2 separate regions of the Homo sapiens genome follow, and region 1 is linked to region 2. A link is a loop called in an ENCODE intact Hi-C map of the cell type or tissue named here. Cell type or tissue: mammary epithelial cell. All regions are shown on one strand.

Region 1 (4,000 bases), 49 kb before region 2:
GTATTACAGCCATGTTAATGGATGGATGAATGTGTGGATGGTTTAGACAAATTGTTCTATGAACGAAAGCCTTTCTTGTATCAACACAGAACAACTGACTTGACTTTTCAGAATTATGAGCCTAAATAATTTATTAAAGGCTAGGAAGACAATGAATTTGCTTAACTCAAACTTACTGTCTTTCCTAGACAATTTTTATTCTCTTTTACTTCTAGAAATTATATCCTATCCTCCATGCCCTTATAACACTCTGTAGTTTGCTCAGCTACATTTATGTCTTTATGGTGACTTGCCCATCTGTTTTCATGAGGCTGTGAGCTCCTTGATGGCAGAGACTGTCTTTTTTTCTTTTTATCTATGTGTTATTATCGTTCACTTTTTGTTTTAAAATAATTTCAGAATTATAGAAAAAATTTAAAAGAGTATATGACCTTTACTTAGATTGTCTGCAAATTTTAAAAATGTACTACATTTGCTTACCGTTCTATCTTTCTATCTACCTATCACCTATCTACACACACACAGACACACACACAGACACACATACACACTTTATTATGAAATGTTTAAATGAAGGTTGCACATGATACTCCTTTACCTCTAGATGTTTCAGTACGAATTTCCTAAAATCAAGGGCATCTTCTTATGTAATCACAGTTAAATGATCGAAATCAAGAAATTAACATTGATTCAGTACTATTAACTAGTCAATAGAGGCCTTATTCAAAGTTTACTAGTTGTCCCACTAAATCCAAGGTTCCAAGTCCAGGATCTTATCCACACTCACAGGTTGTATTTAGTTGCCATGTCTGTCTAATCCATCATGTCCTTTTGTTACTCTTGAATCTGGAACAGTTCCTCAGCCTTTCTTTGTCTTTTATAAACTTGGCACATTTGAAAAGGAGAGACCGGGTATTTAGTAGAATGTCTCTTAATTTGGGTTTGTCTGAGGTTTCCTCATAATTATATTCAGACCATGCAACTTTGGCAGAAAAACCACAGAAGTCATGCTGTATCCTTCTCGGTGCATCATATCATGAGGCACATGATGTTGATTTGTCCTGTTTTTTTGTGATGTTAACTATAATTGCTTCATTAAAAGAGTGTCTGCCAGGCTTCTCCACTGTGAAGTTACTATTTTTCTCTTTGCAATTAATTAGTATCTTGTGGGGAAATACTTTGAGACTATGCAAATATCTTGTTTCTCATAGTACTTTCACCTACTAATTTTAGCATCCATTGATGATCCTTGCCTGAAACAATTATTACTCTTGTGGTTGCCAAGTGGTGATTTTCTAATCTCATCTTTCCTTCTATATTTATTAGTTGGAATTCTGACATGTCTTTTCCATCTGTGTCCTCATTGCTTAGGTCAGTCTGGTCCAAAGAAGGTATTATTTTGTGTGAGTTGTTCTCGTTAGTTGCTTAGTGTTATTATAAAAATATTACAAGCAACATCATTGTTTTAAAGAAGAAAGCAGGCAAACATGGTAAATTGTGCTATTCAATAAACTTTATATGAATTGTAATTTAAATAGGTCTTTTAAAAATTAGCATAGACAAAGGCACTTTGTAAACATCATCAGAATACATAAACTGTGGTCCAAAACCCCTTACATAAATGAGACAAGTCTCCAGGATAAAGCCTTCCATCCTCTCTCAAGTGAGTGGGTGTCAGCTGTCTCGGACATAGAGGACTGAGTCATACCTGAGACTATCCTTTGCTTCTGGGTCAGCAAGTTACCCAGAAGAAACTTAACATTGTGATGACACACTTGAGAAAGATTGGACAGTTTTCACAGACAGTTTCGTCTTACTCTCTGTTCTTCAAATTTTAGTTTTTATTTCTCCATAACACAAAAACAATGGGGCAAATTTATTTGCTGCTCCTAGAATTCTTTGAATTTCAAGATATGGATATATTGTTACATTTCTATATACATGGTAGGACCACAAAAAGGGTTAAATAAAAGCATTACATAGATACTACTTACTCCTCAGGGTCCTACAGACATCTTCTCCCCTATCCTGTTTCTTCTTTCTCAGCCTCCTTGTGCAGCGTTTCTTTGTCCTAAACTTGACCTTAGCTGCTGACTAGTTTCTCCCATGACTCAGCCAAAATACTGCACAAGCCTTTACCTTCAGTCCTCTGGGGTTTTGCATCTGGGCAAGTGGCTCTCTTTTCTGGGCAAGCTCTGATCTTTCTTCCTGGAACCCTCCACTGCCACATCTGTCAGTTTGAGGTCTCTGACCCCATCTGGCTTTCCTCCTGGGACACTGGCCCTCTCCCAAGGACAGCCAGAACTCCCAAGTTAATTATCTAGAGTCATATTGCTTCCCTGTCTATCCTGACTTAAAAGGGGGAAAAATCCTGCTTCCTTTTGGTTCTCCAGAATAATTTAGAACTTTTCAGAAAGAATTACAACTATAAAACAAGGATAAAACAGAGACAAAAAGGTTAAATAGAAAAATAGTTTTTAAAGACTCCAAAGTTCATATCAAATTTAGTTTTAAATACAGATTATATTAAGTGGCCTAAGTTAGACTACTAGGACCCACAGTACTGATCACTACACCATCCATTAATTTTATCTTTTAGGGAAAGCCCTTGGGTGAGGTGACATCTGTTTTTAGTTTTAAATATTTCTTGGTCCCATCTTATGGAAAAGGAACCAAGGTATAGTTCCACAATCTCATGAAACTCCCAACTCGATGAGGATCAAGGCTATGGCTGTGGTATTCACAGACAAATCTTCTGAGGCTCATATAAAGTCTGTAGTAGAGTAGGTAATCCAATGATCATGCACTTAAATTTTCTCAAAACATTCTCCCACAGAACTTTAGCAAATTCCTGAATTTCCAGTATTTAGGCACCAGAACTATATCTTCCAAACTGCAGAATTAGAAAACAAAGTCTGATGGGCTTCCCTTTGAGGGTAACCCGACCTTTCTCTCTGGCTGCCCTTAACATTTTTTCCTTCATTTCAACTTTGGTGAATCTGACAATTATGTGTCTTGGAGTTGCTCTTCTCGAGGAGTATCTTTGTGGCGTTCTCTGTATTTCCTGAATCTTAACGTTGGCCTGCCTTGCTAGATGGGGGAAGTTCTCCTGGATAATATCCTGCAGAGTGTTTTCCAATTTGTTTCCATTCTCCCCATCACTTTCAGGTACACCAATCAGACGTAGATTTGGTCTTTTCACATAGTCCCATATTTCTTGGAGGCTTTGCTCATTTCTTTTTATTCTTTTTTCCCTAAACTTCCCTTCTCGCTTCATTTCATTCATTTCATCTTCCATCGCTGATCCCCTTTCTTCCAGTTGATCGCATCGGCTCCTGAGGCTTCTGCATTCTTCATGTAGTTCTCGAGCCTTGGTTTTCAGCTCCTTTAAGCACTTCTCTGTATTGGTTATTCTAGTTATACATTCTTCTAATTTTTTTTCAAAGTTTTCAACTTCTTCGCCTTTGGTTTGAATGTCCTCCCGTAGCTCAGAGTAATTTGATCGTCTGAAGCCTTCTTCTCTCAGCTCGTCAAAGTCATTCTCCATCCAGCTTTGTTCCGTTGCTGGTGAGGAACTGCGTTCCTTTGGAGGAGGAGAGGCGCTCTGCTTTTTAGAGTTTCCAGTTTTTCTGTTCTGTTTTTTCCCCATCTTTGTGGTTTTATCTACTTTTGGTCTTTGATGATGGTGATGTACAGATGGGTTTTTGGTGTGGATGTCCTTTCTGTTTGTTAGTTTTCCTTCTAACAGAGAGGACCCTCAGCTGCAGGTCTGTTGGAGTACCCTGCCGTGTGAGGTGTCAGTATGCCCCTGCTGGGGGGTGCCTCCCAGTTAGGCTGCTCGGGGGTCAGGGGTCAGGGACCCACTTGAGGAGGCAGTCTGCCCGTTCTCAGATCTCCAGCTACGTGCTGGGAGAACCACTGTTCTCTTCAAAGCTGTCAGACAGGGACATTTAAGTCTGCAGAGGTTACTGCTGTCTTTTTGTTTGTCTGTGCCCTGCCC
Region 2 (4,000 bases):
GCACAAAAGGAATCATGATTAATCAGTAATCATTATCAACGCTTAATTTTGCCCTGGTCCTGATTTGGGGGCAATTATTTGTGGTTGAAAGTAGTAAGCAGAGGCAAAGTGAGCAAAGATAAAGTCACCAAGGTTCTTTGAGCAGTTTATGGACTTCTTTTTCTCAGGAAGCCCTTCAAGAAAAGCATTCTATAGTCCACTCAGAACTTCTTTTGACCCTCACGTATGTATTCAAAAAACACTCATTGATACCAAATCCTGTTATAGACACTATAGCTATGGTGACAAGCAAGATAAATTATGAAATGCTTATTATACAGGGAGAGACAAAAATATAACCCAGTAAAAATTATGAAATATAAAATAATTTTGCATTGCAATACGTATTATCAAAAATATTTAATAGGAGGTAGGGAGAGAAAATAATGAGGATTGCTTGACTTTCTATAGTGCATTCAAGGGAGTCTTCTTGGAGGAAGGGTCATTTAAATGGAAGCCTGAAGATAGAACAGAAGTCGGGTATTTGAGGATTGCGGGAAAGAGGGCTCAAGATATGGGGAGCCAGAAACAGGGATGGAGGCTGCGGAATTAAGGAGCTTGTGTACGTCTGGAGTGCACAAGATGAGGATGGTAGTAACACTGTCTCCAAAATTTAATTTTGAATACTATGGTTATGCATCCTGAGTGATCCAGGAAAATTGCCTTCTTTCTCTTCTCCTCAATCTCTAAGTACCTAAACTAAGCCTCCTCCTCTTGCAACGTTTTATCTCTGGTGTTCATGGGAGTTGAGAACACACCATTGGAGAATTTCCTCAGTTCAAAGACACCAGATCAACAAAACAATCTGGATGTTAACCCTGAAGCCAGCCTACAATAATCAGGGCTTCTGGCTCAGGTTCACAATGAGCAGGAGACCTCTGCCACCTCCAGTGCTACCTCTTTGTAAAACCTCAACAAGCTATTTTATGTGAAAATATTAATCACTGCTCATTGCAGCGTTCAAAATCAGTCAAGGAAGCCTCTTTGAAGGTGGTGACGTAGGGGTTTATATAAGGGATCAGCTGATGGAAAGGAGAAAGATGCGCGTTCCAGAGAGAAGAAACAAGCTGGGTAGTTTTGCAAATGGTTTATGCCCATGTGGAGACACGCCAGGTTAGAGCAGGTCTGTGTGGGAGAGAAGTTGTGGTTAGGGGCATGGAATTGGACAGAGACCAAAAACATGGGTCCTAGAAAGTCAAATTGGAGGACTTTCATCCTGCAACTCCACCCTTTCCTCTCTTTTTTTCTTCGAAATTAACCGGACTTATTTCTTATTCTCCTCATGGGAGATTTCACAGCTATTATTTCCATTTTCTCAATAGCTTTGGGAGGTATAATTATCCCCATTTACTAGCTAAGGAAACTAAGGCTTAGGAGGGTTCACTGACAGGAGCGGGAGCAGCTTGGGCTCATGTCACGTGTCTTCATAGTCAGCACATAGCTTCATCTGTCCTATCCTGCACCTGCTGTGTCTTACTGCATTTAGATTGCAGCCAGCTTTCTCTCTGTCTCTTTGAATTTCAGCACAGGTAGGTACTGCACTTACCCATTCTTATAGATGGCAAACCGAGGCTCAGAGATGTTAAACCACTCCTCCAATGTCACATTGCTAGGAAGTCGCCAACACATTACTAAACCTGGGGACATCTGCTCTTCAGGGCAGCACTCCGTTGCCTCCCAATACCCAGTAGCTGTGATTGTTAGATGATGATGATGATTATTAATAGAGTTATTGCTTTTGGGGCAACACTAGCAGTGCAGCAGCGAGCAGGCTAGCAGGGCCCAGGGCAGCTTGCTCGGCCACATCTGCCCTGGAGCTGCTGTCTGCTGTGCACCAGGAACCCGCCGAAGCCTGAGAGCTGTCAGCACAGATTCCACCAGGGAGCCAGCAACGCCCCTCACTTCCTCAGGCCTCTCTGAAATCCAGCCAAGGAACAGGCGCTGAGCTCACAGTCAGATAGCTCCCGGAGCCTCCGGCCCTGGGCACGGTGCCCTAGCTGGTGGAGATGGAAACAGCAAGGCCCTTCTGACTCAAAGACTCCTCATTGCCCCTGACACCTCAGACTTAAAACCCACCATCACTGTCATTCAGCATCCACCCTGCCAGGCATGATGCAGGGAGAGAGGAGGGGATAAAAAAGGGAAGGGCCGTACAGAGCCAGGGCAGAGGGAGGAACCGAGCTGGAGAAAGCATTAAGGACCCACTTGTGAAAATCCTTTGGAGTGCTGAGGCTAAAAGCCCATCTGGGTGGGATCAAAGGGGAGCCCCCAACACAGCCCATGACTGGAGGATCAGCAACTTGCAGGCCTAGTTAGGCCTTGATTTCCCTTTTTCTCAGCTTTTGAGGAGAACTACAGTCACTGCCTGAGAAAATGCAGCCTCAGGACACAGGATTCTAATTCAGTGCCTGCACAGCCTTCCAACCAGAGGCCTGCAAATGGTAGAGTCGTCCATCTGGATCATTCTGCAAATTGTGAGGTCAAATTGCATTAATAAAAAAAAGCATTCCCCTTTTAATTCTCTTTCTCTTTCAGTTTCTCATCAGATTGGGATGAGATGCAGAAATGCATCAGATTGGGAAACACACCTAATCCTTTGCTAAGCTCCCTTTTAAACAACAAGCCCAATCTCTGGTAGGCAAGGGTGTCTTGGTAAAACCTAAATAGAATTGCCTAGTTTCCATTATACTCATTTTGACAGTGAATCCTTTAGAATAGGAAGTATTTCTTGTCTAAAGTTTCTGTTTAGATCCTATACATGAAGTTTTTAAAAGCAAAAGGAAATCACAGCTCAGCCCTTTGCAGATACTCTGAACATCTTGAGGAGAGGCAGGGACAACCGGAGGTAGGGAAACGGGGTCTCGGATGACAAGCCTCAGCTCTGGGAAAGTTCTGGAGGTGGCAGGACAGCCAGGCCAGAGTTGTCCGGTGGAGACTTGGCTCCTGAAGCCAGCGGGGCACCCCTGAGCAGCAGGCCTTTCTCAGAGCAAACATCAGTCTCTCTCCTCTTTGTCCTTAATGACCACAGCTGGGTAGGGGGGAGAGGCTTTAACTCCCAAGGAGGCTGTTTGTATCCAGCCTGCGAGGAGAGGCCTAAATTGGCATTCCACATCATAATAAAAAAATTCCCAGCAATTATTAAAAGATTCTTATCTCTTGCTCCCTACATGGATAATGAGTTCCTTCTCTGCTGGACTGAGACAGGCTGTCTCTGCTCTCACTTAATGAAACAGGACCAAGTTTGCAAATGAGCTTGCCCCGTCTCTCCCCTTAACCTCTGCTTGTGGAGTTGTACATCAAACCTTCTGGCTTCTGTCTTTCCTTATTAACAGCCCGTAATCTTAGCAGGGCCCTTGCCTTGGCACTTCCTCTTTGCATGTACAGGTCTGGTTTTCACTGGACCTAATGACTGGGGGTTTGCCTTTGTCTTTCTGGGACTGAAGTTTTAGGGGATCCAGGTGCTTCTGGTTTCATCAAATAAGAAGGCTAATGAACAATGAGAGAGGGGAAGAAAGAGAGGGAATGTGTGTGTGATTTAGCTGAAAAAAAAAACACCAAAAAAACAAAAAAACACTACTGCTTTCTCTTTGGGAGACATTGGTGCTGGAACCTGTATTTAGCAATGGTTCTGTTTGAAATCCTCTACCCGCAGCTCTGAGTTCCAGGGATTCATTTCTTTCCCCAAATCCAGCCTACTTTGCGGGGTAGGATCAGGTCAGCTGAGTCATCTTAACAAAAGTCACTGCATTTTACTTTTCTAAGTCACCCCTCTTGGCCTTCCAGGGACTTTCCTTTATTTTGACACCATTTCAGCAAAAACCATTGAACAGGGATAACTCTTTTCCGTGGAGTATTTGACTGCTTTCCTCAAAGTCTCCTCTACTCCTAGGGAAGGAAGGAGACTGTGAACATGAGTTGGAGCAGGCAGTTTTATGGAATAGGTTGATCCGTCAGGCCTTTT

What was found. A loop is a pair of places that touch in the nucleus more often than their neighbours do. Peaks named below come from ENCODE experiments on the same cell type or tissue, not always from the same donor. Only the 100,000 strongest peaks of a DNase experiment are listed, where the experiment ranks them.
Region 1: it touches region 2 in a loop (2.6-fold over the local background); 1 of 110 quality-filtered maps calls a loop at or near these places.

The regions. Positions count from the first base shown.
Region 1 is chr20:39,798,584-39,802,583 of GRCh38, forward strand. The region is part of intron 5 of LOC105372614 (a long non-coding RNA gene); the gene reads left to right. Among named protein-coding and RNA genes, the nearest start is that of LINC01370, 200 kb to the right of the region's middle. RefSeq lists an enhancer at 1,742-2,941. In mammary epithelial cell, no CTCF peak of the experiment used is centred here; DNase peaks (open chromatin) are centred at 1,718 and 2,118; H3K27ac peaks cover 1,244 bases.
Region 2 is chr20:39,847,880-39,851,879 of GRCh38, forward strand. No RefSeq gene overlaps it. Among named protein-coding and RNA genes, the nearest start is that of LINC01370, 150 kb to the right of the region's middle. In mammary epithelial cell, no CTCF peak of the experiment used is centred here; DNase peaks (open chromatin) are centred at 2,012 and 3,802.